Regions from separate parts of the Homo sapiens genome. Here all the other regions are linked to region 2. Evidence: chromatin loops called from intact Hi-C (ENCODE). Cell type or tissue: PC-9. All regions are shown on one strand. Links, peaks and the distances in the headings refer to the core of each region. The heading gives the core; the rest is flanking DNA.

Region 1 (10,367 bases), core at 1,945-6,944, 97 kb before region 2:
ACCCCGCGGAAATAAAAGCGCCTCTGCATTGAGCAATTTCACCTATTATGGTTCTGTGCTAGACTGCATCTGAGTGAAGGGATTTTCTGGGGAAAAACATTAGAAATCCCCTGAGTAAAAGTCCATAGGCCCATGTTAGCTTTTTTTTGTTTTGTTTTGTTTTGTTTTGTTTTTTGAGAAAGAGTCTCACTCTGTTGCCCAGGCTGGAGTACAGTGGCGTGATCTCAGCTCACTGCAATTTCTGCCTCCCAGGTTCAAGTGATTCTTGTGCCTCAGCCTCCCTAGTAGCTGGGATTACAGGCGTGTGTCATCATACCCGGCTAATTTTTGTATTTTTAGTACAGACAGGGTTTCACCATGTTGGCCAGGCTGGTCTCAAACTTCTGACCTCAAGTGATCCACCTGCCTCAGCCTCCCAAAGTGCTAGGATTTACAGGAGTGAGCCACCTCGCCCGGCCCCATGTTAGCTTTTTAAAAAATGCTTTGTTTCATGACAATAACTATGACATCCTGTGGCACAGTTTGGCCTAAGATCCAGAAGTGTCTGAACCTCAATACCTTAGGAAGCCCTGGGGCTGCTGGTCCCTCCCCGCGGGCTGCTCTCCTCTCCTTCGCCTCAGGTTTTCACCAGCCCCGAATGCTGGGGCTGGGTCTTCCGTGTCCCCCCTCCCATGCCAAAGAGGACATCCACCCAGCAACCTCTTTCACCTCCTGGGCGGGTTTCCCAGCCACGGGCATTCTCCCAGGTACCAATAATCCTGCATATTAGGGTATTAGGCAGATTACCCAAAGCAGCTCAAGCAAATCAAGCATAGCATGGGCACCACCAGCTGGGGTTTTCATGGCAAGAGTTCTGCAAAGGGAATGGATGGAGGAGGTGGTTACTCTGAGACTCAAGGACCAGAGAAATAGGGCAACAGGGGACCCAGGTCTTTCCTAGAGCTGGTGTCAGGAGTGGCAGAGTTCACTTCTGCCCCTGGGAAGTTGCATAGTCCAACCTCTCCCTGGCTGCCATCACTTCTCCTGCTCTGCACCCCGGAGACTCTGCACCAGCAGGGCTTAAGACATTTGCACTGATTAATTCACCTAGCAGTTACTGTGTTTGCTAACTGTGGGCTGTACCTTTAGGGAAGGGACACACTGTCCACAGATTCAGGCAACAGGAACTTATAAAGAAGCTGGGACCTAACCGATTACCCCGAGCTGTCAGAAAGCCCTGTGAGTTTACTGGGTGTCTCGGCTGGACCTACAGTGCTCCACCATTGAGGCATTTTTAGCCATTGCTTTCTGGGTGCCCTGTCCAGATTCTCACTCTTAGAAGCACCCCTGCGCTGGGTGTGAACAACTACTCTTTGGAAGTCTTCATGGTAGAAAAAGGCCAGGTGACCTTTAACAAGTCCTTACCATCTTGTGCCTCAGGTTTCTTTGTCTCAAATGCAGGGAGCCATGTAAACACTCCCCAAGGTCTGTCCAGCTCTAAACTGTCTGACCCGGAGGCCTGGATTGTTAAGTCCCTTACTTTGCACGCACTGTCTCAGCTCTGTAACCCTGGGCAAGTCAATCAAGCATCATTTCCCTCCCCCGGGAAATGCTGCAGGACAGATTCCTTTTCAGCTCTTCTCAGAGCCAGGTTCAAAGCTGCTCTCCCATTCCCTGAGGACCAAGGGGGTCAACTGGTGCTCAGGAGATCACTGATCCCCTCTTACATCTACTGTGTTCTGTCCTTGGTGATTTTACACCAACTTAATCTTCACAAGAAGCCTGCAAGATAGGAATGTTTTTTCTTTTTTTCTTTTTTCTTTTTCTTTTGAGACAGAGTCTCACTCTGTCGCCCAGGATGGAGTGCAGTGATGCAATCTCAGCTCACTGCAGCCTCCGCCTCCCAGGTTCAAACGATTCTCCTCCTCAGCCTCCCAGGTAGCTGGGATTACAGGCACCCACCACCATGCTCCAGTAATTTTTTTTTTCCTAGTAAGATGGGGTTTCAACATGTTGGATAGGCTGGTCTGGAACTCCTGACCTCAAGTGATCTGCCCGCCTCAGCCTCCCAAAGTGCTGGGATTACAGGCGTGAGCCACCACGCCTGGCTGCAAGGTAGGAATGTCATGAGGCTCAGAGAGATTGGGTAATTTTCCAAGATTACCCATCTTGTAAGTGGCAGAGCTGAAATTTCAATCTAGTCCATTCTAACTCTGAAGGCCATATTTTTTCTCTCTATTCCACACTGTCTTGGGATAGGTCCAATGTGCAAGAACAGAGATGGAATCTCCATATAAAATTCTGTTTACTACTACTACTGAAACAACCATCTCACAACCTATGGCTTCTAAGTAACAAAATCCTGTAGTACAGACATCTAAATTCAGTTATAATCCACTATGTACGGACAGAGAGTTGGAGAAATGGGCTAGGGGACGGGGATCCAACCTGGGAATACAATGCTCATTAGACATTAGATATGTTCTCAAATGGCCACATATGCTGCCTAAAATTAGTAAGGCAACCTCCAAACTTTCAGGGCTAATACATACATCCTGGCCAATGTGCCGTATTTGTAAAATAACAATCTCCTTCTCTTTCAATTAGCTTAATAAAATTGGAAAATATAAGTGACAGTCCAGAGTCCACTATCAGAGCCATAGAGACTTTGAATTGGATTAGTAGAGTCCTCAGCCAGGATGACCCTGGCAGGGTCCAAGACAGCCTGCTGTCCATCAGAGACTCGGAGACTCAGCTGCCAGTCTGCAGGGCAGCCCATCCTGCCCCAGAAGCTCAGCTCAAGACCTGCCCAGACAAGAAAACTGTGGCAGGGGCCCAGCAGGAAGGCAAAAATTACATTTGTTTCTCATCAGGGCAGACTGGGATATGGATAACCAAACACACAGGAAATCCCAAACCCTCATGTTCATAAAAGAATGCAGAAATCTTCGTGCCAAGTTAACTTTTACCGGAGGGAGCCCATTGCCATCCTGTAGACCAGGAGGAGGATCCAGCCCCCAAGGAGCCTCACTCTCCTCAGCAAAGGCTCCTGCAGGTAGCTCACAGGTGCTCTGTTCCCATGGGTCCTGCATGGCCACAGGGCAGTGCTGCCCCTGATGTGGTACGGAATGAAAAGCCTCAGTACAGCGCACTGTGTGTGTCAGTGGAAGACAACTGATGAAGGGCCTCTCCCAGGAAGAACTGTCCTTTTCTTTGACATTATATCGTTACTCCTTTGTTGGGTATTAACATGTCCTTTTAATGAAATGACAATGGTGGCAGAGCTGGCATTTGACAGTTTCTTTTTTTATGTTTTTGCTTGTCAAAATAAAAAGCTGGTGGCCTTGTGATATTCTGTTTTATAAAAATTCATTGATTATCCCACAAAAAGTCTAGGAACCACTCCCCTAGCCCAAATGCCTCATTCTACAGGCAGGAAATTTAAGGCCCCAATATTCCACACTCATAGTGGCCAGGTTCCCCTCGAAAAATGTGGCTTTCAGACTTCAGGGGCCCAGGGTGTGTCTGTCACACTAGCCAGAGGCAGCCTTGGGGCCAGGAAAGGTAGGGTCTGAGGGATGGAGGCATGGTCTCTCAGGGCTGGAGGAGCTCTGCAAGCTGCTGGCCCACACAATAGGGGAAAGGGGAAGGCAAGCATTTTCAGAGCTCAGGGCCATACCAACCGCCTGAGTTCCTGGCATCTAATGCCTTCACTACCACTACTGCAGGAAATGCACAGAACTATAACAACCTCCCGGGAAATACTACAAGTGTTACCGTGGCCCCAAGCCACCACCCAAGGGGCAACTGGGAAGAAAGAATTCAACCACAGATAGCAGATAGGATGAATTGTTTATGGTTGAATATTCCCTTCAGAGTCAACAGAGGACTCCAAGCAATTTGGAGTAAAAAGATGAGTAACCCGAGAGCAATGTAAGTCACAGCCCAGTGCCCCACACGGAAGGGAACACGGTCATCCCCTTCGCTGCTGTTCTTTGCTTCCCACCACTACCACCTTCATCACACACGTGTGCTTATTCTCTAGCAGTCAGGGCAGAGTCTGCCTGATTTGCCCACTCCACATCCTCAAAGCCTGAACAGCACCTAGCACACGGTGAGCATTTCACAGTGCACTGAAATAATAAATGAAGAAATTCTGTTTTTTGTTCTGTCCTGCTTTGTTTTCACTCTTCGCTCATATCTTCTGGAATCTCAAAAATCCTGCCAAGTCCACAATGCCCTAAGCATAGAAGTCAAACTCCTCAAGGCCTGATCTTCAAGGCCTGGAGCTGAGGCTGCCGGCTGCCCTCCCCACTCGTCACTGACCTGCTCTTCCACCTGACTTCTCGGCTATGACTTGGTCCTCCTGACTGCCACACCTCCGTGCTGGCTGTTCCCACTCCTGGGATGCTCTCCCCATTGCTCCCCAACCATCTTCATCCTCCCTGATCAAATCCCAGAGGTGCAGTGAAGTTCTCCTTCCTGGCTAGATCTCCCCAAAGCTCTCCCTGTCCTGTCTCCAGGGCCCACATCTGCTCCCCCAATTCCACATGGGACAGGTACTTAGCTGTCTTTTGGTCCATGCATGTTGCATTGCCCCAGTTAGCCTGGACAATCCTTGAAGGCAAGGCCTATATACCTTTTATGCCCAAAGTGTTTGGCATACAGCAATGTGCTTAACAGACACGTACCGATTGAGTAAATTAAATCTCTGCTCAGTGGGCACTGGAAAAGCAAGAGCTTTCCCAGGCATCACTGACGTCTGGGTAAACCAGGCCAGTTTCCATGACTTGAAGCTTAAACTGGGGGTTGGCTCCTAACTGCTGTTCCTCAGGGCAGCTACATTTTCAAATAAAAACACTAAATCCCAAATGAGATCAGATGACATGGAGCTTCTGAGAGGCACATGCCCTACCAGGCATGTCAGTCAAAAGAAAGATGAATGTTCTTGTTTACAAAAGGATTTGTCCCGTGCCAGGAAAATTTCCACCATGATTTAGGACCTAATCCAGTCTGTGCCTATAGACCTCACCAACTGAACATGTTCCCGCTTCTTCCATTTGCTGAACTTGGATGGGGCTTGGCTTCGGGTCAAAAGAGCTGTCCCAATTAGGTCGTCAGACAGCCTTTCCCCACACTTAAGATGATCCCCATTCAGGAAACCAAGGGCTAGCAAGACAGACAGACTTTGGGAGGCAGAAAGATGGCCAGGTTACCAGGCATACAGCGGCAGTCAGGATCTACCGCTCCGAGCACAGCCCAGCCTGAGGAACCAGGCTCCCAGAGCTGCCCTGCTCCCTGGACTCTGCCTCTGACCTCACCCCTTGGAAGAACTGGCTGGGTTCCAAAACTTCAGCCTCTATGTCCCTGGGTTCCCACACACCCTAGTTTGGATCTAGGTCTCCAACACAGCAGCCAAACACAAGAGAGTCCAGAGCAGTTGCTAATGTGAAATAAAAACAATTCAACAGCCCAGGGAAAGGAGACAGGACTTCTTTTTCCATTGGATTCAGAGAACTCCTTCTCCTTTTCCTTCTCGATCCCTAATGGGAGTTAAGGATGGCAAGCGCCTGGCCCTGCAAAGCCTCAACTCTCTACTTGGCTCCGCTAGACCCATCAATCTTCTCTCCATGGCCTGGGACCCCTCCAACCCTGGACGTCGAGAGAGACTCGGCAGCTGTGAGAACCTTCTTTCTCAAGTAAGGTTTTTTTCCAAAATTATATCAGGTTTCCTTCTACCCCAGCTTGTCAGTGGGGGACTCTTTTGCCTAACATGGTTGAGGAATGTCTTAGAAACTGGTGTGATTCAATCTGGCTTCTGATGAGGTTTTCCACCCAGACAGAGCTCACCGAGTGTCTGGAAGTGTCGGTTCCCTACACCCAGGGGCATCCACACCCTGTCCCCATCTCCAGACCTCAGTGAGGAGGATACCCTTGACAAAGTGGCTGGTCCAGCCCTACGATGAAGTTGGATCCAGAAAAAGAGCCAAGAGGAAGCCAAAAGGACTTGCCCACACACTTGCATCCACGGGGGCCTCCCTCCTACCATGTCCCCTCTTTCCCCCAACTTTCTAAATTGGTGAATCTACTTGCAACACACCCAGTATAAATAATTGAAGAGCTCCCGATGGAAGTGGCTCAATAATTGAAATCTCAAAAGGCACACACCTTTCTTTTAGAAGAGAGGGCCACCTCATTCAGACTTCTCCAGGGGAAGTCGTTCTTCCCCTCATTCCTTTTCAGACTGGCCTCCTTCTACAAATACAGATTTTAACCAGAGGGTAATTGTTAGAAAGTGCAGTTTGCAAAAATGTCAGTAACCTGAATGCCAAGTTTACTAATGAATTGTGACTAGGCTGTTGTTAGTGCCGCCACACTCTCACCTGAAGACCCACAATCTCCCCTGGACAGAGGGAAACTGGCTGTCCCTCTGTTACTGCTCAGCTACTGCACTGAGGTGGGGTGGCACCAGGGGGACTGGCATGAAGGTCACATGAGGGGAGAGTTCCTTTTACATCTCAGAAGTCTCTTATTATAAGGATCTGCCAACTGCAAGGAGAGAAGAGCCCTGCAGAGCAGAGGGACCTGCCAGAGCGCTGCAGGCATCAACTTTGCTGGCGTCTTGGAAAGACGCCCCACGTCTCCATAACAACTAACCATCCAGCCCTTAGCACTGACAGGGATGGAGACCTTTTTTGGAGGAGCAGATCCGGAAGAAAGGTCAGGTGGTTACCTGAATCCCAAGTCTCTTTGTTTTGTTTTGTTTTGTTTTTCTCCTTTTGCAGCTGTTTTTCTTACTAGAAGCTAGGCAGAAAGAGTTGTTACTCAGATTTCTTGAACTTGAGACGTCAAAGGTGAGACGCCAGCCAAGGAGAAGGGATGGTCAGGGAAGCTTCTGGGGATACCGACAGTATTTTATTTTTTGAACTCAGTGGTAGTGACACAAATTTTCTATAATAATTTGCTATTTTGTAATTTTTCATTTTATAGACTTTTCTGTCTATACTATTTTTTTAAAGTCTTTAAAAAATAAATTGGGCAAACTGCTCTTCAGGGACCCATCGTCATTGCCAGCATTTATTAAGTATCTTCTGGCACAGGACAGAAATCAGTCTGCAAATCACCCTGTGTCACAGCCCTGGAAAGCAGGACTGAGAACCAGAAAACTTCAGTGGAAGTCATTGGTCCCAGTGGCCAAAGCACCAAACTGAAGAAGAAAGTGAAGAGGTCAGGGGCAATCACAACAAGTCATAGGATCAATGGGCTAGAGGCCCCAGAGAACTTGTTGATGCAGTTTGCTGTTATCCCAGCTTTAGAGCTCTGCCTATAAACAAAGTCATAGAGAGGGGAATGTGATTCATGATTTGTACCTGCCTTGGAAGGGCCTGAAGTGAATTGGGGTACGCAGGGCCCTGGCCATCAGTGAAAGAGTGGGTCTTCTGCTGCCCTGCTGATCCACTGCTGAGGGTAACTCATGGTCCCAGCACAGCCTTCACTGAACTGTCAGGCACATGAAGCAATCAGGAGTCTAGATTGAGTTTCCAAAACAGGAGCACCTCTTTGCTCTCTGTAAGCCTCCACTGATGGCTCATGCCAGCCACATGGCTCCCCTAGCCTCCCCTGCACCCACCGGAGGCTGTTAATAGACCTGTCATTGTGCTCATGTTGGATTAATGACCACTGTTCTCCTTCCCAAATCCTACACATTGTTTAAGAGAAAGCCTAAACGCTGCCTCTGCCATGAAGCCTCTCCAGACCTCTTCAGTAGAGCTAACGTCTCCAGGGCTGTTTGCTCAATACTTCCTTTCAGGTATCAGTCCCCTCAGATATCACTTGTTTCTCTGCTTATCAGTCCTCATTACATTCTAGTCCAGTGGCTACATCCATCAGTCTCCCGGCTAAGAACCTGAGGTCAGGAGCCAGGGCTTATTAATTCTTATATTTCATAGCATCTAGCACTGGGCCTGGTGGATTTGTAGCAGGTGTGCAACAAACAATCAATATTTATTAATATATCAGGGTCCAAGAGCACAGACCCAGTAACCAGGAAGGAAGGTTCTTTAGGTTGTCAGAGAACACAAAGGGCCTGGCAGGAGGGAGGCCAAGCATCACAGAGAACCTTCACCTTTCAAATCTACCCACTTCTCTCCATCTCAGCTTCTCTCCCCTGGTTGACTCCTAAGCTTCATAATCATTTACATTGTATCATGCAATGGTACAATTCCCACTTAGTTCTGCCCCTCATTCTCCACACTGAAGCCAGAGAGATACCACAAGGTTTCTATCAGTCACATCATGCCTGTGCTTAAACTCTTCTCAGGGACTCCCCCTTGCTCTTAGGCAAAAGTTAAGGCCCTCAGCATGGCCGTCGAAGATGCTCTGGCACATCTGGCCTTTGCCAGGCATCTGGCCACATACTGAAATACTCTTGGCCTCACCTCCCTTAATCCACAGCAATACTGGACATTCTTGCATTCCTTCAATGAGCACTCCTCTTTTCTAATTCAGGGATCTGCATGTCCTAGGTTTCCTTTTCCTGTAACAACCTTCTTCACACAGTCATATTCCAGATGTCCTACTCATATTTAAGATCTCTCCCCAGGAAGCCTTTCCTAACTCACCCTCCACCTCCACTCCACCACCACCATTGCTATCAGTCAATAAAACCTTCCAATCATGTGGTCTTTGCACTGCTCCTTCATAACACTCAAGGCATTTGCAAGTACTTGTTCAGGGCCTCTTTGCTTCACTAGACTAGAGGTGGGCAAATTGTTTCTGTAAAGGGCCAGATAGGAAATATTTTAGGCTTTAGCATATGGTCTCTGTTGCAACTATTCAGCTCTGTTGCTGGGGGGCAAAAGTGGCCTTAGACAATATATAAACAAAGGAGTGTGGTTGTATTCCAGCGGAATTTTATTTAGAGACATTGAAATCAGAATTTCATACCATTTCATGTTTCATGAAATATTCTTCATTTAAAATTTTTGTTCAACTATTTAAAAATGTGAAAACCATTCTTAGCTAATGGGCCATACAAAAACAGATGGCAGGCCAGACTTGGCCCACAGCCTGTGGTGTGCCAGCTCCTGCACTAGACTATCAGTTTCCTAGAGACGGAAGCCACGTCTTGTTCACAGATGTATCTCTCCAGCACAGTGTCTTGTTCTCACAAGGCGGTTCATAAAAATTCACTGAATGCCTTGATATGTGGACTAGAGCCATGTTTCCCAGTGTAAATTCACGGAACACCAGTCTGATGGGAAACTCCATACAAAAGGGACACTTCTCTTTGCAGTGAAATCTGGAAATGCCATCATTCCTCTTCTAACAAATGTTCAATGCTCACTGCATACAGCATAGCAAAAGCTCAGAGATAGCCTTCAGTCAAGGAACCTGTTCAACATAGACCAATACAATGCTGCCCACACTCATTTTGACCAAATAACTTTCTTCTTTAACCCAAAATATCTGCCAGTGTCCAAGGGCAGCCCCACTGAAAAGTGATGCAGTGAGGAGAGACGGCAGAATTTAGAGGAATGGGTCTCAAACTTTAGTGTGCATCAGAGTCACCAGGAAGGCTTATTAAAATAAGAAACTACCCCAGCCCAGAGTTTCCAATTCAGTAGGCTTAGGTTGGAGCATAAGAATTTACATGCCTTACATGTTTCTCAGCTGACGCTAATGCTGATGGCTAGGGGAACCCCGTTTTGAGAAACACTGATCTGCAGAATAAATGATTTCAAGGCTTCGGTCCTCTAGCTGGAGTTTGCTCCTCCATCCAAGGATCTTATTCCCAGGTGAACTCCAACTTGTCCACTTTCTCACACTGGCAGTAGCAGCTCTGACCCATCTTTCTAGTCTTAGGCACCTGTAATGGGTTGCAGTGTTTTTTTCCAAAAGATTTGTTTCAATAGTAATCCCCAGTTCCTGTGAAGGTAAGCCTTATTTGGAAAGAAGGTCTTTGCAGATGTAATCAAGTTAAAATGAGGTCATACTGGAGTAGGGTGAGCTCCTAATCCAATATGACTGGTGTCCCTAGGAGAGGAGGAAAGAGACACACATAGGGAGAACGCCCCATGACCAAAGAAGCAGAGACTGGAGTGGTGGCTGCAAGTCAAAGACTGCCAGCCACCAGCAGAAACACGGAAGATGCAAGGAAGGAGAAACCCTACAGGCTTCAGAGGGAGGCTGGCCCTGCTGACATCTTGATTTAAGCCTTCCAGCCTTCTGAACTGTGAGACAATAAATTAACATTGTTTTAAGTCAACCCCGTTGTTATGGCATCACTAAGAAACATTCTAGTCCAAGGACAGATAAAGCTCTGGCCAAGGCCTTATTCTTGGTAGGTGTCCACATGAACTCTGAAGGAGGAAGCCACGATGTCAGCT
Region 2 (10,367 bases), core at 2,078-7,077:
CGGGGTTTGACCATGTTGACCAGGCTAGTCTCGAACTCGTGACCTCAGTGATCTGCCTGACTCAGCCTCTCAAAGTTCTCGGATTATAGGCGTGAGCCACCATGCCCGGCCCTACCTCTTGGTTATTGTGAATAATGCTGTTATGAAGATGGGTTTGCAAATATCGTTTTGATTTCCTGCATTCATATCTTTTGGTTATATACCCCAAAGTGGAACTGCTGGATCATGGTAATTCTATGTGTCATATTTTGAGGAACTGCCATACTGTTTTCCACAGTGAATGCATCATTTTACATTCCCGCCAGCAATGGACAAGGGTTCCAATTTCTCCACATCCTGTCAACACTTGTTGTTTTCCAACTTTTTTGATAATAGCCATCCTAATGGATATGCATTTTTATGCTTTTATGTATTTTCAGAATCTCCTTCGGGAAGCATGTGGTATGTTTATAATAAGAAAAACAAAAATTAACGTTATGTTTTAAAACTGTGCTAGGGAATGGCTCACTGGATGTTATCCACTTTACTCCTCAATGCTGCTGGGCTAACAGTCCTCCTCCCACCCTCAGCAAGGCACAGCTAAATTCTGGGGATCATTAGTTGTCAAACACCAACTCTATGGCAAGTGGAGTGCAAGACCCTACAACCTTATGGGGCTGATATCATAACCCAATTAGCACAATCCCACTGCTGCTGCTTGGAGGCCTGGTTCTCCTTCCATGAGTGTTGCTCCTTTCTCCCCACTCCTACCCCCCACTTCAAGCTCCAAGCGATGACAGGAGTATAGAAAGGAAAGAAAAGAGATTTGGGGATTCACACAGTCCTGGGGTACAATCGCAGCTCCACAGTTGCTCAGTGATAAGATAAGCAATGTCACCTTCCTGGACCTCAGATTGCTCATCTGCTAATTGGGTGATGGTATCAGGTTCATAAGTTTGTAGGGTCTTGCACTCCACTTGCCATAGAGTCAGTGTTTGACAAATAAGGATCCCTATTCATTTCTGGAATTGTGCATAGCTTCTGCCACAGGAAGAAATACAGCATACCTACTAGTAAATACCACTTAATTGACTGATTGAAAGAAACCCGTCACTGTGAGGATCCCAATTCAATTATTTATGTCCTCTCCTGGAAGCCTCTATGGAGTGCAGGTTTCTCAAACATAGTCCTGTTCTCTTCTCCTCAAACAAAGGATCTCAGGATCAAATAAGCCTGGGAAGCACAAAGATTGTTATCTTCAAAAACAGCAAAAGAATAATAATTAACATATGAAAGGTCTGTAACCAAGAAACCTATGTTTCTCTGGCAAGACCCTGTCTCTACAAAAAAAAAAAAGAAAAAATTAGCTGGGCATGGGGGCACACGCCTGTAGTCCCAGCTACTTGGGAGCCTGAGGCAGGAGGATCACTTGAGCCCAGGAATTCAAGGCTGCAGCGAGCTATGACAGCGCCACTGCACTCCAGCCTGAGCAACAAGAAAGGCCCTGCTTCTTTAGAAAAATAAAAAAGGAGAAACCTATGTTTCTGAAACATATTGACCACTGAACACCTTTTTGGCATAACGCCAATTAACAACACATGGAGATGACTTTCCATGTGGAAACACATGGAAATAACATATCTCCAACACATGGAGATAACGCCGATTAACAACACATGGAGTGAGCAGTGCTGCTCCACTCCTCATCCGACCTGAAACCTGGAAGTCTGGTTCCTCAAGGACATCGAGCCTTGAATTTCCACATGCAAACACCTGTGAGTATGTTGGGGCTGCTGCAGATCAGCAGTCTCAAAATTCATAGAGCATGAGAATCACCAGGAAGGCTTGTTAAACCAGCGTCCTGGGCCCCAGCCTCAGTTTCTGATTCAGCAGCTCTGGGCTGGGACCCAAGAATGTGCATTTCTAACAAATTCCCAGGTGATGCTGATGCTGTTGACCCAGGGACCCCATTTTGAGAACCACTGATGCAGACAGTCAAAAACCCCTCACATACAAGTTTAATACAGGACCATACAGGAAATCTGTCTACTTTCTGCAATGCCAAAGAAATCAAGTATAATTCAGAACTTGAAACATCCATTCTCTTCTGGGACAAGTTCTTAAAGGAAGCATTTCATAGTAGTTAAGAAAATGGACTCTGGAGTCAGAAAAGAGCACGTTTGCAAGTCCCAGATCTCCCAGTGCCTGGCTGTGTGAACACAGCAAGTTATTAAAACTTCCCAAGCCACAGCCTCTTTATCTCTAAGGGAGAGAAAATCATGGCAATGCCTAGTTCATAGAATTTCTGTGATGCAGAAATAAAGCAAGCAGGATGCTTGGGGAATGCCTGGCATCTAGTAAGTGCTCAATAAAGATTGGTTATTCTTTTTAATGACTGTTATTTAATCATCTTATCTGGTAAATAGCTCATCTGCGTACTGTCAGCTGACCTCAGGATGTGACTATACAGTCGTCCCTGTCATGGGCGAATGCAGGCTGATGGCACAGGGGTAAAAGAATTTACCAAGAAAATCATAGGTCAAGAAAGGCAGATTTATTAGAGAAAGTGGGGAAATATGTTGCCTGAGAGACAATGGGCAAGTTAGCCTGAGAGAAGCTAACTTCCAGAAGACAAAAGCTTGCTGCAGATTTTAGAGAATGGAACTTGGGCTGATTGATAATGCCAAGGCAGCAGGGAGCTTAACTTGCATTCCTCTGTCAGCCTGGATGTTTGATAAATTGAGGTGTTTGATGGTGAGCAGGAAGCCCGGGAGTTATGTATGTTATCCGGGCATGAAGGCCAAATGTCTTGGGTCATATATCCTGGGCCATATGCCCTGGGCCACAAAGAAAGGCAGACCTGTAACTTATCTGGTTTCTCTTTTGTTTAAATTCTCTGGACGTGAAGAAAGGCAGATTTATAGCTTATCTGCTTTATCTCTTGCTTTCCCCTGGTCCCACCAGCCTGACTCCTTTTCCCTAATTAGGACTCCACAGTCCCCCCTTATCCATAGTTTCACTTTTCATTTTTTCAGTTACCCACAGTACAGTACAATGAGGAATTTTTGTGCTCTGTAATGAGACAGAGCACAGTCACATGACTTTTATTACAGTATATTGTTATAATTGCACAATTTTATTATTCATTACTGTTGCTCATCTGTCACTGTACCTAATTTATAAATTAAACTTTATTGCAGATATGCCTGTGTAGGAGAAAACACAGTATATACAGGTATCGGTACTATCCATCTGCAGTTCCAGGCATCCACTGGGGTCTTGGAATGTAACCCCTAAAGATAAGGGCATCTACTGTATTTGGAGACAGGGTCTTTAAAGAAGTAATTAAGTTAAAATGAGGTCATTAGGGTGGGCCCTCATCCAATATAACTGGAGCCCTTATAAGAAAAGGAGATTAGGGCACAGACTTACACTGAGAAGACAGTGTGAAGACATGGGGAGAAGACAGCCACCTACAAGCTAGGCAGAGAGGCCTGTGATGAAACCAACCCTGTCAACACCATGATCTTGGACTTCCAGATAGTAAGGACTGAGACGGTATATCCGACTTGAGCCTTAAGTCCAAGCCACCGTTCCACTATTAACTCCCACCAGGACAAGTGCAGTGGCCTGAGGGGCCCTTCTGCTTCCACTCCTGCCCTTACTCCCTGGCCTTACTGTTACAAGAGTGAACTTCACCAGTGTTAACCAGATCACACGCGTGGCTGCCTAAATTCCTCCAATATGTCACCTAATACTGAGAAGGAAATCCAAGCTCCTCACCATGGCCAACAAAGCCCTGAAAAACGGCCCCTGCCAGCCTCCCCCTACCCAGCATTTCCCCCACCCCCACCATCACCACCTCATGCCCTAAACTCCACTCAGAGTGGCGTTTTTGCTGTTTCAGAAACAAGCAAGCTAATCCTTGCCACCAGGCCTTTGCACTAGCTGGTGCTACTACGTGGAACGCTCTTCCCCCAAATTTCCTCCTGGCTGGCTTCCTCTGAGTTCAAATGTCTTCTCCTCGGAGAGGCTTTTCCCATCCATCACAAAGAAACCCTCAGCATCATCTCACGCTATTGTCTTCCTACAAGTTAGCAGTAGCTTATCACTGTCTCCCTGAGAGCAGCCACCGTAGCTATCGAATGCACTGCTGCCTCCCGGGAGCCTAGCACTTATTCCAAGGCCTTGGAGCTTAGTAAATATGTGTTGCCTGGATAATGTATGTGAAAGAGCTTTGCAAACTGTAAAGTGCTGCATAAATGTAAGATAATGTCACAAATATCAAAAAGAGCCAGCCAAATAATTCAAAGAAAATAGGAAACAAGGGGAGAAGAGGGATGAGGAATTCAGAATGAAGCTGAGAGATTTCAAGTGATGATTCAAGAAATAAACCAAGCAACCAATTTTGTTAAATATGTGAGGCCACAGGGCGAGGGAAGCACAAACCACTCCAATGATCCATTCAGGCCATGTCTGCTCCACTCAGCCATAGAAACTGCATAAATTACAGGCAGCAGCAGTTTTCCTGGAGCCAGGCAGTAGAACACTCTCCTTGGTGCCGGCCTGGGAGGAGGATCCTGGCCTGGCAAGCAGGGCTGACTCAAGCTCATTGCATTAGCCCTCCCCTCCTGCATCTGGGCCCCTCTCACCGCAGTGCTGCCTGCCCAGGACCTGCACTCCTCCAGCGGGCGGGACTGTGACTCACAGATGGCCTGTCACTCCCAGTGCCAGCACAGAGCACCACCCGTGCCTATCTTTAGAAGTTTCGCAGGCTGAAAAATCAATTTGCCCGCCTGGCACCTGGGTCTGGGGCCTCCCCGCTAACATCAGTGGCAGGCGAAATGTGGCCTCCCCTCTGCCTGCCCTGATGCGTCAGACCTTACTCAGGGTCCCGAGGGCCTGGCAGTGCCGCCCAACAGACTCCTGTGAGCTGCTGCACCCACAGGTGTGCTGGTCTGCCCCTCAGAGATAGCCAGGCCTCACCAGAAGATGCGGGCAAACACCACGCCCTAGAAAATACTGGCAAGGGGGAAGCGAATCACTTTGCATCCTGGCTGCCTGACTGGCACATTCCCCAGGTGGTCATCTGGCACCTAATCCATGTGTGGTCACAGCAAACTGGCTTGCCCAGGTGGTACAAGTTCAGCCTCTTCCTCCAAGCAGGGACCAGAGGTAAGAGAACAGCACACAACTCCACGCCTTAATAAAAAGGCCCAGGAGGCAGATTCCCAACGCAGTGACAACTCCCAGCTGGCCCCCAGGCTTCCCAACTACTGAAAATGGCCACATGTGACTCCCACAAGCCAAAGGGACCCTGTATTACTGGGTATGCGGAGAGAGAACCATCTCAGACATTTCACCATATTAATAATCTCTCTTTCAATAAAGACTCGCTGAGCACCTGGCAGTGGCAGGGTGGGTGGAATAGGGTAAGAATAAGCTGAGGAACAAGAGAAAGGAAATCTCTGGCCCTGGCCCTGTACTTTCTCCTTGCACCTGTGGGCGCTCTGTGCTCAGCCTTTGAGATTTCCAAATCCCCTCTGACCTTCTGCCTCTTCACTCACGTCTAGACACCATTTTTACAGAAACCAGGAGCTACTGCCTGTTTTGTTTTTTTTTGTTTTTTTTCCAGTAATACAGCCTAGGGCCCTGCCCACCCCACCTCCTTTTCTTTATGAGATACAGTGAAGTCCAGCTGTCCTGCAGCAGATGAAAACAGAGAGAGGGCTCTCACCCGCTAGCTCTAGTTGAGAAATGAGAATGCCCCAGAAGAGCTTAAGGGCTCAAAAGCCATCTCTGAGAATTTGCAGAAGCACAATCCTACATGTTTGCTTCCTTAATCCAAAAAAGGATCCAAGGTCATGTGTCTACAGGAGCCAGCCTGTTACGGTGAGTGAGGGGTGCTGCATTCAGCACCGGGGGATGGGGGGGAAAGGAGAGCGTGCAATGGCTCTGCCCAAACCAATCATCACCATGAGGGGACACAGGCACACAAAGGTACATTTTCAATCTTTTATTTTTTCAAAAACAGCTAGCAATCCAGATTTTTATCCAAAATCTCCTTTGTAAATATAGGCAATTGATGAAAAAAAAAATTAAAAAACAATGAAGCCACATGGGCTAAACCAAACACACCTGTAGACTGCCAGTTTGTCCCCTCTCATAGGTAGGATGGGGTGACTGAATTCTGGGGAGCACGTTCAGAGGTCGCTATCTTTCTCTGCTTCTCCCCAGAGAGGTCTTCCTAGGCTGCCTCTCAGACACACAGCACCAGCCAGAGGGCAAGGACCAACTGATAAGCCAGGAAGTGTGGCTCCCATCACTTTGAGGAGGGAATCAGGAACTCTTTGGAAACCCCTGCTGTACACCTTGCTGGTGCCATTTCCCAAATATTTGTGGTTCACCCCTCGGCTTTCAGTGTCTCTTTCCTTCTCTGCCTCCCCACCCAGGGCTAACTCCTCTCCTTCCTGAAGACTCTGTTCAAGCATCAGCTCCTCCAAAGAGCTGCCCACTAAGCAGTGCCCCTCCCTCCAGCCCCTGGGCTGGGAGGCTTCCCGGCACCTGGCATATCATGCACTCTGCATGCCCACACACAACTTCCAGGCACTTGATTGACCCTCACTAGCAGGGAGCTCCTCAAGAGAAGGGCTGGTTCTCTTCCATCCCTGTTATCCCTGCAGCCAGCGCAGATCTTGGAACACAGAGCAGCTCCACACAGAACTGAACCAGCAACTTCTCCAGGAGCAAATGTTTTCTGAGCACTGGCCTATACCAGGTGCATGCGAAGGGTGCATAAGGCCACTGAGATGAATTTGACATATCCAGGGGCTTCAGAGGATCACAGTCTCTTGGGTCTGACAGATGTTTAAGAAATCCCCATCATGTAGAGTACCCACAGCCCACCCCCCTACTCCGCCCCGCCACAGCCACCCTCCTCCCATCCTTCCTGGGTCTTGGCCACACTTGCTCTTCCTTCTGCCTGCAACATGGCCCTTTCCTGAAATCTGCTCCAAACTCCCCTTAACAAAGAGCTTTCTCTCCATGCACCCTCCATAGCACTATTTTTTCCCATTCCCTGTTTCATTTGTGCTTGTGCACTTATGGCCACCTGGCTTCTCCTGTTTCCCTATTTGTCCTGTCTGTGGTCTGTCTCCACTACTAGACCTAACCCAATGAGGGCAGGGCCTGCATCTGCTTCGTTTTCTGCAGTATGCCCGGTGCAGAGGACAGCGCCTGACCCATGGTAGGTGCACAGTAAACAGTGGTTACCCGAATGAATTTAAGAATGAGAAAGTAAGATACGTTCCAAAAGCTCTGCATGCTGCAAAGGCCTCTGAGCCTCTATATGCTGAGAGGCAGCTGGACCTCTGCCTCCTCCTTTGCACGGTGGGCAGAGCACCTGCAGAACTTTCCACTTCTCATGCCTCATCATGTGTCTGGGCTCCGGCTCCGGTGCTGCAAAGCAGGTGAAGGGCCCCCTGTGCAAGTGTAAGAGGCTAAAACGGGGGTGCCTGTGTGAGCGGCTGGTGTGGGGTGGGCACCTGCCGGTGTACGGGAGACTGAAGGGTGGAGAGGGCCTCTCATGCAGGCATGTGTGAGCAGCTGCAGGTGTGTGAGCAAATGTGCATCACTGGGGAACAGGTGTCTGTGGATGAGGGAGGAAGTGAGGGTGAGGGTGTTTGTGGACATAGGGATGTGTGTTTTTTACAAAAAAAAAAAAAACAAAAGGTGAGGGGAAGCCGGCCTGCATACATGTGCATGCATGTGAACATGCGTGTGTGAATGTGGGGAAGGGCGCATTGGTGAAAAAGGTGCTGGTGCTTTTTCTCCCTGATGCAAACTCAGGCTGGAGAGACTGGGACTAGGCAGACCCTACCCTTGGCACTCCAGGAAGAGTTCCTCCCTCTATGAAGAGCTGCCTGACCTCATTCAAGGTGTACAGAAAGAAAGCAGTGTCACCGGAACCCAGGCCTCCACCATAAATGGGCCAGAGGCAATTCCACAGCAGTAACCGGGCAGGCAAAACCACCCCTGGAAAACACAAGCTGACACGAAGGATGAGCCTCTCAGGCCCCCTGGGCGTGGGGTCCCTGGAATCCCTCTGTCCCTGGCTCCTAGTGATTTTACACCAAGGCTGAACACATAGATTTGAGGCACCAGTGCAGTGCAGGACATGGGCGTGTTATTACCAGCTCCATGGTTAATGAGCATTGCATCCACTGGGAGCAGCCAGGCTGGGGATGCTAAGACCTGCTGGGTGGTTCTGCTGAGTTGGGGCTCATGGGGCAAGAAGGCCAGTTTCTGCCAGCCCCTCCCAGCAGCAGTGAGACAAGGACACAGACACTGAAGGGCCCGTGTTCTCAGCCTCTCCCCCTCCGACTCCTGCCCATCTTCCTGGTCACATCTCCTCCCACCGTCTGCCTTGCTTGCTGAGTCCATGCATTTGTTCATTTCCCCATTCAACAAGGAGGTATCAAGCACCACTATTTCCCAGGCACATTCCTAGGGTGTAGAACTGAAAAACACAGGTAAAGTACTGCCTCCATGCAACAGACATTGTAGTTGAGGAAACAGGCGATAAGCCAAACTGATAAGAGAAATATAAGGTGTGTTAAGACAAATATAAGATGGTGACAAATGCCCCAGAGAAAATAATAAAATAGGGAAGGGAGGCAGGAAGAGGGGCCGTTAATCAGGGTAGCCAAGGAAACTCTCCAGCAGCCAGCCTCGTTCCCTCCCCAGAGGCTTCACAGCTGCTGTTCCACACACCTGAAGTACTGTTCCCTCAAAGATCCCCCATAGTTTCCTTTTCCAGGCAAGTTGATCTTGTTCCACTCATTGGCCACTTCCTTAGAAAGACCCTCCCTGGCCAACTACATAAAACAGGTTCCCCATTGCACTCACATCACTATCCCCTTAGCCTGTTTCATATTCTAAAACCAGTTCTCATTATCTGAAGTTAGTTTATTATTTATTTACTATGTTTCTGCCTCCCCCAGTGAAATATGAGGTCTCAAAGGAGAGAGGATGTGTGTCTTGCTGACCACTATATCTTCAGCACCCAGAACAGGCCAACACATGGCAGGCCCTGGGACTGAAATTTCATAGTCCACTTCTTGTTCCTTTGGGTTAAGCAATGCCCTCCCCCAGCATCCATTTAAAAATACTCTCAGGCAAGTGATACATGAAGTCATGAACACTCTAGTATGAATCCGTCACTTCTCTCTAGGGGCTGCTCAGAAATCTAGGAGCACGTGTTAGTACTGAGGGAAGGGGACAGGGCCGAAGGAAGAAGCCCACAGGCTGCCTGCCCAAGCACAGGACTGGAAGGGAGGAGGCCTGGGTGTGGTGCCAGCTCTGTCCCCAGCTTCTGGGTAACCTCTCTAAGCATCCGTTTCTTCATGACTTAGAGCTGAGAGGGAGCTCTTGGTCACCTATGCTTTGGGGACTCCAGCGGGGAGGAAATGAGTCAATTAGGAGGACATGAAGTTGGCTGCCTCCTCACTTTGCCATCAAAGACAATAGGTCTATGTTCTGATCCCTGCCTCAGACAAAATGGAGAAAACCCAAAGATAGTGGGAAGCCGCCTGCACTGTATGAATGCACGCTTGGAGAAGACTGTCTCCCTGCTGCCCAGCACCCACTGTCCACGCATGGTTACTATTAGAAAGTTAATCATGGAAAATGCTGAGGTCTCTTTCCCCAGCCCTGCACCTCTCAGCTCCACACTACAATTTCATCTTCCATATAGTGTTACCAGACAGTGCCATTGGCTCCGTCCACTCACTTGTCCCAGGCCTTTATGACCTTTCCATTCAAGCCACACACCACGTCTGCTCCACAGAGCTGTAAGACACACTGGCTTCAGCCCGCCTGGCCTGGGCCAGCACGCTGACATTTTCCATGAGTCCACATCAGCCAGTGAAATGCTCAGAGGGGATTAAGGCAACCTTCTCCATCACCCCCGAGTTGCTTTAGGAAAGAGAATAACAGCACTGACCCCTCCATTGGCAGCTGGTGATATCCACACACCATCTCTATCCAGAGATGAAAGGCTCCTTCTCCATCCTTGACTTGCAAAACAGGGATTATTTCCCACCTCACGCTTTCTGAAATATCACCAAAGATGCAGCTGTGTTTGAAGGCCAGCCTCATAAAAGGCGTAGGACCCACGTGTCAGTCAACACTCCACTGAGAAGATAATTGATTTTTTTTTTGTTTTATGATTATTTGCGGGCACTGGTTCTCTTTCCATTAGCCTGGATAATCGAGGGAAGACTGTAAAGAGTATTAATATCACGGCCAAGGTCACTCAGCTGGCTCCTGCTGCCATTCCAACCCAAAGGCTGAATTACTATGGCTTTTACTAATAATAACAAGAACAA
Region 3 (10,367 bases), core at 2,149-7,148, 93 kb after region 2:
TTTGGGGGAGACGGGGATGCGCTTGTGATAATGCCAACTCTTCAGGTTCTGAGCACTCTCATGTCTGTCATAGAATAGGATAGGGGTTCACTATTGTAGCATGACACGGGCTCAGAAAGGCCACCTATTGTATGAGCACATTTAGATGGAATGGCCACAAGGGGCAAATCCGTACAGACAGACAGCAGTTCAGTAGCGTCTGAGGCTGGGGAAGGAGGGGTGTGGGGAGTGACTGCTCATGGGTATGGGGTTTGTTTCTTTTAGGTTGATGAAAATGTTCTGGAATTAAATAATAGCAATGATTGCACAACTCTCTGTATATACTAAAAACCACTGCAAATGAGTAAATTTTATAGCATGTGAGTGATACCTCAATAAAGCTCGGTTTTTAAAATTTGATGGTGTAGAAGAATATGGAGGTAGCACACTAGGAGGTGCTTCCCTGCCCCACAAGCTGTCTGTCATTTGTCACCTGGGCACTGGGCACATATCAGTCCTACCTAGCAGCCCTTGCAATCCTACCATAGGAGACCAGCACCCCACACGGGCATTTGTTCAGCCCTCCAGCAGCCCCTCCTGCCAGCCAACCACCCTCATCCCTCCCGTGGATTTCGGGGTTCTGAGTAACCAAAGCAAGCATGGGAACATTCTCAGAGCATGTCCAGGGGACACCTCCGGGAATATGCATTCATCTCAGAGGGGAGCTGAGTGCTTATTTGACAAGCACAATGTAACCAAGCCAAGAATGGGGAAGGGTATGAAACAAGAGAGGCGGCCCTCTTCCTTCTCAGGGAAGCCGGGGCTGGCAGGAAGTGGGGCTGCAAGTCCAACAGCTGACACCATCGTCTATGTTCCTCTGAGCTGTGTGCAAGGAAGAGTACAGTCTGGGGCTGCAGGCATGACAGACTTCAGAGGGAAACAAATCAGGCATAAAAACTGCTAGAGGTTCCATTAGCAAGACAGAGCAAAAAATAGGATTCCCACATCCCCCCTGGTGCCCTCAGGGCTCCTTGTACCACTAAAAATAAAGCAACAGGCAATGGTGTTTTTAATGCCAGCGTTCGCAGGACTTCCTGCAGAGTCAGGCTTGCACAGCTTCCTTCGGTCCCCCCCACCCATCTCCACCCCCTCAGCCATGGATTTCTGCAGCACCAGGGGCCAGCAAGGAGCCCAGGACTGAATGAGATGCGTCCATGGATCATGAGGCTGAGATAGATTTCCCTCTGTTGTCCCACTTCAAGGATGCAGTCTGGAGCTTGCAATCCAAACAGGGAGACAGGTTCTGTGTCCCTTCAGGAGAACAGGGTCTGAGCATTTGTGTCATAAGCAGGGAAGGAGAGGGACCTCAGATCCAGTCCATGATTGGACACACCTCCCTCTAACCTCTGGCATCCTGGCAGGCATCTGGGAGGAGGAGTTAGAAGAGGAAACAGCTGGGGCCGTAAGTCAGGCGAGTTCACACCCAACCACCTGCCCCATTACACAGCAGAAAGCACCTCCCTTACTCCTTCCACAGCCCACACCCCACAACCCAGCCCCCAGGGCTGCCCAGTACTAGCTCTTGACAGAGGACTCTAGTCTCTCAGATCAAGAACAGCCCTCAGAAAGGCAATATGGCTCTCAGTGATTCTAAGTGCAGACACTGGCATTGGGCTGCCTGATTCAAATCCTGCCTCTGCCACTTGCTACATGTGTGGCCTTAGACAAGTTACTTAACCTCAGTTCCCCTACCTGCAACATGAGGTTAATGACATTTCCTGCCTCCAGGACTAATGTGAATTGCTCACAACGGTGCCTGACACATAAAGGTGTGTGATAAAGGCCAGATATTACTGGGGACCAACTAACACTATCTTTCCTAGGGAGCCACTGGCATCTGAGGCTGGCAGCCTTCTCTTGATTCTCCAGGTTGCCCTGTGTGCAGCAGGATGCCAACTTGTCCTGGCCCCGAGGAAGTGAATGCTAGGAGTTGCTCCTCTAGTCTAGGTGACAATCAAGTCAGTTCAGTGGTAGGGACAGGATTCAAACCAAGCTTTGTCTGACCCTAAGCCCATGGCTTTCACTACCATTCTACACTAAACTATCACCTGCAAAACCCACAGTGGGCATAAAAAGCCTCTTTTGTCAAGGACAGTGAGGGACATAGTAACAGAAACTGAAAGAGAAGAAAAAAAGAAGTCTCAAGAAAAAACAATCAGCAGGCATGATATTTATTTTAGTTTTTAAAAGTTGTTGGCCAGGCACAGTGGCTCACTTCTATAATCCCAGTACTTTGGGAGGCTGAGGCAGGAGGATCACTTGAGGCCAGCAGTTCAAGACCAGCCTGGGCAACAGAATGAGACCTCATTTCTACCCCCAAAAAATTTACTTAATTAAAAAAAATTAGCTGGGCATGGTGGTGTGCACCTATGTCGCTTGAACTCAGGAGGTGGAGGCTACAGTGAGCTATGATTGCACCACTGCACTCCAGCCTGCACAACAGAGCAAAACCCCATCCCCCGCCCCCCAAAAAAAAGAGTTGCCTAATTCTTCATCTCAGGTCCCTTTTAGAAAAACTTATGTCATATCCCATAAACCAGGCTATCATTCCTTCCTAAAGATTAGTAGACCTAAGTAGGCAACTAGAAAAACAACACATCCGTCTGAGGTCTCAGGCTCACCTGGAAATGCAGGTCCTGGCCTCCCTGCCTCCACCCTCCCCCACCCCTTCCTTGTCAGGCAGCTTGGGCCACCCACCATATGCCGCTGCAGCCCATAAAGACTCTGGAACATTTCAAAGGCCTTGGCCCCCATCAGGTGTGGCTCCAAAAAACACAGGGTCACCTATAAAAGGTTGAGCACAAGGAAACAGCCATAAAACCCGCAGTCCTAACAGCAGACACCCAGTGGCCAGAACAAAGCAGCCAGCTGCCGGGCTTTCCAGGAACCACAGAGGGACATCCCTCCCAAGGACCGCGCCCAGCCGCAGCCCAGGGGCACATGGCTGAAAGGTCCTCAGAGGCCACCTGGTAAGAAGGGCCCTGTGTTGGGTGCTTGCTAGTTGCCAGGGACTGTCCCGGATGCCCTCCTTGAAGAGGGTTAAGGAGGTAACACAGGAAAGAGCTGGCATGGTGCCTGCAGCCCTGAGGGCCTCTAAAAGAGATGCTTCATCTTTCCTGAGCTTCAAAGCACCCGGCAAGTGGGACGTGATTCCCATCTTTTAGGCGGCAAAACTGAGGCCCTGAGGAGTAACACAACTAGGAAGTGAGCTTCAAGCCAAGTCTGTCTGTTCATCTCATGCTTTCTCGTGGGTTCCTGGAGAGGTCAGATGATGGGCTGTCAGTGCTCAAAGGGGCCTGGAGACCTCCCAGCCCTCTGCTGGGTACCCTCCCTACACAGTGCAGCCAGGCTTCCAAGGCAGCCTCCCTCCTCTGCTGGGACAGTCGTCAGGGGTGTTTCAGAAGGAGCAAGCCCCGAGCAGCCTCCCCACACTCTGGCCCAGTTGAGGGAGGTGACAGGGCGCCATCTCCTGCTCCCTTTCTGGAAAGCTTTCCCACATCCCAGGCCAGGCCCTGCAGGCCCTCAGGCTGGCTGATACATGGCAATGACAACAGAAATGGCTCACACTTGGTAGGTGCTTCCTAACTGCCACATCCTTTACACACAACTGCACAAATGCTCTACATCAGGGATGCCCATGTTATAGAAAACTAGGACTTATGGAGGATGTGCAACTTCCCCAAGGTCATGCAGCTATCAGCAGCCGAGCTGGAACTGAATCCATGGTCCTCACCATGCCACGCTACCCTGCTTCTGCCTGAACGCAAGCAGGTGCAGATAAGCCGCAACACCCATGACTATACCCACACACTACCATCTTCCCAGCCGCATGGCAGTGCTGCGGCCTAGACCCATGGCTCAGGCTCTGCCATCCACCCTTGGTGCAGCCCTCCAGCCTCCCAGACACCCCTGCATCAGCCTCTCTCTAGGTAACAGATAATACTGCTGAAATACCAGGCTGGCTTTAAGTTTTGGGTCCCACTGTCCCACTGTCCTAAGTCCCACTCTGACCTGTGGGACTAAAAGGAGGGATGGGACAATCATTGCTGTACAAGCAGCTCCTCCAGAGAAATGCCCAGACCCAGAGCAGCAACCCCTCATGGCCCTCAAAAAGGCATCTTTGGCCAGGCACAGTGGCTCACACCTGTAATCCCAGTGCTTTGGGAGGCCAAGAGGGGACGATCGCTTGAGGCTGGGAGTTCAAGACCCCATCTCTACAAAATAATTAAAAAATTAGCTGGGCACAGTAGTGCGCACCTGTAGTCCTAGCTACTTGGGAGGCTGATGTGGGAGGATCACTTGAGCTCAGGAGTTCAAGGCTGCAGTAAGTTATGACCATGCCACTGCACTCTAGCCTGGGCAACAGAGTGAGACTATCTCTTAAAGAAAAGAAAAAAGGCACCCCTTCCTAGAGTCCAGAAAGACGTCTGTATCTGGCAGTGCCCGTCTTCCTAAGTCCTTTCTGAGGGTCCTGAGCTGAGGGGAGCCAAGGATGCAGCTTCACTCCATCACTGGGTGGTCTCCTCTGGGAACTTGGAGTATTCCCTTCCTGCAGCAGGAAGAGCCACCAAGAGTTTATCGTGTTCAGTCCTTTTAGTCACCTAATGCCCACAGGCACCTTGACACCATACAAAGAACCCCTCTGGGGAAGCCAACAACCCCAAAACCCGTGCAACCCTTGCACCCTCTGCAGCCAGCCCTTGGTAGTGGCCTTACTGTACTCTCCCTCTCCATGACTCAGTTTGCCTCCAATAAGCCCTGGGGCCTCAAGTTCAGACTCACCCAACTAGACAGACCAGAAGTGAGCCTCTGCCCTGACATCTTCAGGCACTCTTTTGTCAACTACTCACAAGGATTTATCAGATAGGAAGGGAAAAGGACAGAAAGAACTGTGGGATAAGGAAGGCTCTGAATGTCAGAAAAGGGTCTGAGTAGGATGATTTGAGACTGAAGAAGCTACGTGGTATCACTTAGGAGCAATAAAGGAAAGATTAGGGCAGGTGAGGAGGATAATGGACAGTGGAGCCTGGCCAGTGCCAGCTGACGGACTAGACCGATCTTCCTACCTCTGCTTGCAAAAGGCATTGCTTCCTGCTTAGCATGCCTCACTGATTCCCATAAAAATGGCATTCATCTATATGCTGAGGTGGGCTGAATCATGGCCCTAGAAGATGTCCACGTCCTCATCCCTGGAATCTGTGACTGCGACCTTAACTGGCACAAGGGACTCTACAGACATAATTTAATTAAGGACCTTGAGATGAAGAGATTAGCCTGGATCATCCAGGTGGGCCCTAAATGCAATCACAAAGGTCCTTCAAAGAGGGAGGTAGAGGGAGATTTGACACAGAAGAGAAAGTAAGAGATGTGATGATGGAAACTGAGATGGAGCAATGTGCTTTGGATACGGAGCAGAAAGCCACAAGACTGGGGATGCAGGTGGCTACTGGAAGCTGCAAAAGGCAAGAAAAACGACTTGCCCCTCAGAGCCTCCAGAAGGAACCAGCCCTGCAGACGCTTTGACTTTAAAAGCCCAGGGAAACTGATTTCCGACTTCTCGCCTTCAGAACTGTAGGAGTATATTTGTGTTATCTTAAGGCACTATGTTTGTGGTCGTTACAGCAGCAAGGGAAAACTGACACCCACACTCAGCCACTCGAGAGGTCCCTTCTCCTGCTCAACACTGCTAGCCATTAGGGGTTAAGTAATTCACAAAAGAGACCCATCCCTGCCTTCCCGTAACATATTGTCATCCTCTTTCCTCCATCCTCTTTCCTAGGGTCCCTGTGGCCTGGACTATGCTGCTTTCTGCCTAAGTCCTCCCCGTCCTTCCAGCTCTCATTCCTTCCATGAAGCTTTGTTCCAGCCTCAGAGTCTTCAAAGACACCATTCCTCTGCACGTCCCCCTGCACCCACCCCTGGCTAATGCCTCTTCATCCTGTAGATCTCATTTCTTTTTTTTGGAGACAGGGTCTCACTCTGTTGCCCAGGTAGGAGTGCAATGATACAATCTTGGTTCACTGCAACCTCCACCTCCCAGGCTCAAGCAATCATCCCATCTCAGCCTCAAGAGTAGCTGGGACTACGGGGATGTGCCACCACGCCTGGCTAATTTTTTGTATTTTTCGTAGAGATGGAGTTTTGCCATGTTGCCCAGGCTGGTCTCAAACTCCTGGGCTCAAGCGATCCACCCGCCTTGACCTCTGAAAGTGCTGGGGTTACAGTCATGAGTCACCATGCCGGGCCTGTAGGTCTCATTTCTGCAGGGAAGCCTTCCCTGAGCCCCGGCCAAGGAGAGGATGCACCCCCACACACACACGCATTATAGTCCATAGTCTCTCATCACACTCCAGGCTGAAGTGTGCATATACGTGTGTAAGAGGGGATTATCTGTTCAATCTAGTCACTGATGATGGAATTGCTCAGACCTCTGAGGGCAGGGACCTTGGTTGTCCTGTTCACCAGTGAATCAACTCTCAGCCTGTTATAGACACTTGCATTGATCTCCCTCTGCCCAGAACTGCTTTATTTAACATCTCTATCAAAAAGAACCGTTGCATAGACATTTTTCCAAGGAAGGCATACAAATGGCCCACAGGTATATAAAAAGGTGCTCAACATCACTAATCATCAGGGCTACACAATCAAAGCCACGATGAGTTATAACCTCACACCTGTTAAAATGGCTATAAGCAAAAAAAGAGAGAGAGAGAGAGCAAGTGCTGGTGTGGGTATAAAGAAAAGAGAACCCTGTTACACTGTTGGTGGGACTGTAAATTGATAAAGTCATTATGGAAAACAGTATGGAGGTTCCTCAGAAAAATCAAAAATAGAACTACCATATGATCCAGCAATCTCACTACTGGTTATATATCCAAAGGAAATGAAATCAGTACGTCAAAGAGATGTCTGCATTCCAATGTTCACAGCAGCATTATTCACAATAGCCAAGAAATCGAACCTATCTAAGTGCCCACCAACGGATGATGGATAAAGAAATTGTGGTACATGTACACAGTGGAACACTATTCAGCCTTTAAAAAAGAAGGATATCCTGCCATTTCCAACAACATGGATGAACCTAGAGGACAGTATGTTAAGTGAAATAAGCCAGGGATAGGAAGACAAATACTACGTGATCTAATTTATATGTGGACTCTTAAAAAGTTGAGCTCATAGGAGCAGAAAGCAGAACAGTGGTTACCAGGGGCTGGGATGGGAGAGGAATGCTGGTCAAAGAGTACAAACTTTCAGTTAAACAGGAGGAATAAATTCAAGACATCTATTACTGTACATCATGGTGATAACAATTAATAACAATGTATTGTATTCTTGAAAACTGCTAAGAAAAGAGATTTTCAGTGTTCTCACCACAAAAAATAGGTATATGAGATAATGCATACGATAATTAGCTCAATTCAGCCATTCCACAATGTATACATATTTCAAAACAACATGTTGTATACAATAAACAAGTACAATTTTTATTTATCCAGAGAAAATTTTAATAATAAGTGTTCATTTTAAAAAAAAAAATACAGCCAATTGGCACTCTCAGGCCTGCGTCAGGAACAAGAGGAAGTCAGGGCTCAAGTTTCAAAAACACAGACTGAAAATAAAGCCCCAAACATACTCAAGGATGGAACTCCCCACAGCCTGTCAGCAGTGGACAAAACCTTCCATAGCAGAAGCTGCAAGTAAAAGATGTCTGTGTGGGAGGAACCATTTAGAAAAAGCAGTAACAAGGCGATGAAAACAGAAACAAGGCGGCCAGTCACCCACCATCCCCAATTCGCCCAAAGGCCAGGTCACCCTGTTCCCACCCTGCACCAGCTGCTCCTCTGCCTGCGGCTTTCTGGCCCAAATCCTGTGTGGCCCTCACTTTCTCCTCAGTCCTGCCTCTGCCATATGACCATCTCCTCCTCAAAAGAGGCTTCTCTGGCTACCCACCAAAGCAGCCCCTCTAACACACACAATCCCATCCCCTGTTCAGTGGTCTCATGGTGCCACTGTAAATTATCTCATTCATTGATTTACTGAAGTGTTGATTATCTGCACCCCCCACCACACACACTGAAACCCAACCCAGCCCTTTCTGTTGCAGTTTCCCAGGGCTTCAGACAGTCCTTGGCACATAGAGGGTGCCGGAGAATCCAGAATGACCCTCACTGTGCATATCCATAGCTGCCCTCACTGAGCCGCAGCCTCGGGCTGCCCCAAAAGGTAAGCGGAGTACAAGGGTGGAGGCTCTCTCTCTCTCTAGCACAGAATCTCTTTCTTCCAGAGTCGGCCAGCGGTGCTGTCTCTTTTCTGCTGGGAAAGATAGGAATGGAGATTCCTTGAGGTCAGACACAGTAGATCCTAGTCAGAAACTCCCATTGGCTAAGTGAGAGAAGCCAGACACAAAAGGCCACATATTGTGTGATTCCACTTATATGAAGTGTCCAGATCAGGCACATCCAGAGAGCCCACACAGAGTAGACCAGCCAGGGACTGGGAGCAGAGGGAATAGGGAGTGACTGCTTAATGGTACAGGACTTCCTTTTGGAGTGATGAAAATGTAGATAATAATGATGGTTACACAACTTTGCGAATAAGCTAAAAAACTACCGAACTGTATGTACACTTTAAAAGAAGGAATTTTATCTCAATTAAAAAAACAAAAAAGCACTTATTGAAAAATGCCATGGAGTGGTTAGCAGAGCAAAGCTCTGGAGTCCAACTGTCCAGGCTCAATTCCTGGCTTAAGCCATGAGCTATGTGAACTGAGCCAAATTACTTGGCCTCTCTGTGCCTCTGCTTCCTTGTCTGTAAATGGGGGTGATAATCATGCCAATTTCACAGGGATGCTATGAGGATTAAATGCAACCACCCATGTGTAGGGGACTTTGGCTAACTCCTTTCCAAACTTCCACCTTCCCCATTCCTTGCAGACCTTGTTTTCCATTTGAGATCCATAAGGTTCTGAGGATACTGACAATAATCCCTGGCTTCAGCCAGTTCAGTTACAGCAACTCTCAGAACCTGTGCTAGGAATGCTGGTGCAAAGGTGATTTATTTCCTGACAAGGTTGAGCAGATCAGCATGTGCCCTCCAGAGCTGCAGCAGCCATGTGTGAACCCAGAGGCAAACCAGCCTCAGGACAAGGCCAACTGTAAGGAGAGCAGATTAGAGTGACAGAAAGAAACTGGGTCCATGGAGACATCGTTGAGCCACCGGATCAAGGCTCATCTGAAGTCATCCACCTTTCCAACTATATGAGTCAATGGAGTCCCTTTAATGTTAAGCCCATTGAAGTGAGCATTTCTGCTACATGCAATCAAAAGCTTATCACTGATTCAGCTACGTAAAGTCCCTCATACCCAGCCCGGCACATAGCGAGTTCTCCATTAAGTGTGACTTATTATCATTTTTTTTTCCAAGCTTCTCTGCTGTTCCCCAAGGCCAGTGTTCACCCAGATGTCTAGATACAGAAACTGTTCTACTGGTTTATCTAGATCCAATCCTATGTCCCTGTAATGGCAAGCCACAGACAACTTTACCAAAAACCCTTGCTGTGTGCAAAATCAGTGCACACAGCAAGCATTCATGGGGCGAGGTACTGTGTGCTCAGACAAGACTAGGTACGCAGGGGACAGCACATCAGGGAAGGACAAGGCACTCTGATCATAAGTCCAAAGAGGAGTTCATAATCTAATCAGCAAGGCAAGATCAAGGTCCACAAAACAGTAAAGTATATATTTGACTAGTGACATGATTTAAGAAATGCAACAGTGCAAGCTAAAGGAGTCCAGAGAAGAAAGAGATGGGAATCCTGGTGGCATTCTGGTTTCTCCTGGCTCCCAATGCTCCCAACACATGGACCTAACCAGATCCAAAAACATCCTCCCAAGAACATATGGAGGCCACAGGACATCAGAGCCCAGCACCAGACCTTGCTCCTGCAAATCCCAAAGATAATGTGCACATTTCACGGACATGGCCAAAGACCCAGGCACATTCTAGGTCATGGTCACGAAACTGGCTGAACTAGTCAAGAAGTCCTATCATCTTTTCTTCTCCCAATTTATTTTCTTTTTCCCTCTTTTTCTCCCAATGCAGTAAAAATGTGATGCATGAAACAATTATTCTTCAGAACTCAGGGGCAGGTGGGGAGCCTCAAATCTGGAGAAAGCAAAATGTAAATGATGCAAAAAGAGATCAAGATCCATGAATATTCATCTTCCTCTCCCTTCTGGTGGAAACTAGATTTGGAGGGGTTCATTGCGCTCCATTTCCTCTGAATTCCTAGGAGCGCTTGTGGTCGGCATCTCCTCATTCTGCCTGAA

The links. Hi-C counts contacts between places; a loop is a spot of excess contacts. Peaks named below come from ENCODE experiments on the same cell type or tissue, not always from the same donor. Only the 100,000 strongest peaks of a DNase experiment are listed, where the experiment ranks them.
Region 1: a loop joins it to region 2, with 4 times the contacts of the local background. A loop is called at or near these places in 4 of 110 quality-filtered maps.
Region 3: a loop joins it to region 2, with 5 times the contacts of the local background. A loop is called at or near these places in 4 of 110 quality-filtered maps.

What each region holds. Positions count from the first base shown.
Region 1 is chr10:77,412,701-77,423,067 of GRCh38, forward strand. The region is part of intron 1 of KCNMA1 (potassium calcium-activated channel subfamily M alpha 1); the gene reads right to left. Among named protein-coding and RNA genes, the nearest start is that of KCNMA1-AS3, 67 kb to the left of the region's middle. In PC-9, for the core only: no CTCF peak of the experiment used is centred there; DNase peaks (open chromatin) are centred at 3,911 and 4,181; H3K4me3 peaks cover 931 bases; H3K27ac peaks cover 2,502 bases.
Region 2 is chr10:77,509,307-77,519,673 of GRCh38, forward strand. All of the region lies in intron 1 of KCNMA1 (potassium calcium-activated channel subfamily M alpha 1), which reads right to left. It overlaps LOC124902464 (a long non-coding RNA gene), which reads right to left. Exons shown (of 2, transcript XR_007062205.1): 2 at 7,691-10,367. Among named protein-coding and RNA genes, the nearest start is that of KCNMA1, 120 kb to the right of the region's middle. In PC-9, for the core only: no CTCF peak of the experiment used is centred there; DNase peaks (open chromatin) are centred at 4,835 and 4,975; H3K4me3 peaks cover 1,389 bases; H3K27ac peaks cover 3,251 bases.
Region 3 is chr10:77,602,189-77,612,555 of GRCh38, forward strand. The region is part of intron 1 of KCNMA1 (potassium calcium-activated channel subfamily M alpha 1); the gene reads right to left. Among named protein-coding and RNA genes, the nearest start is that of KCNMA1, 30 kb to the right of the region's middle. In PC-9, for the core only: CTCF peaks have their summits at 3,499 and 4,737; DNase peaks (open chromatin) are centred at 2,963 and 4,803.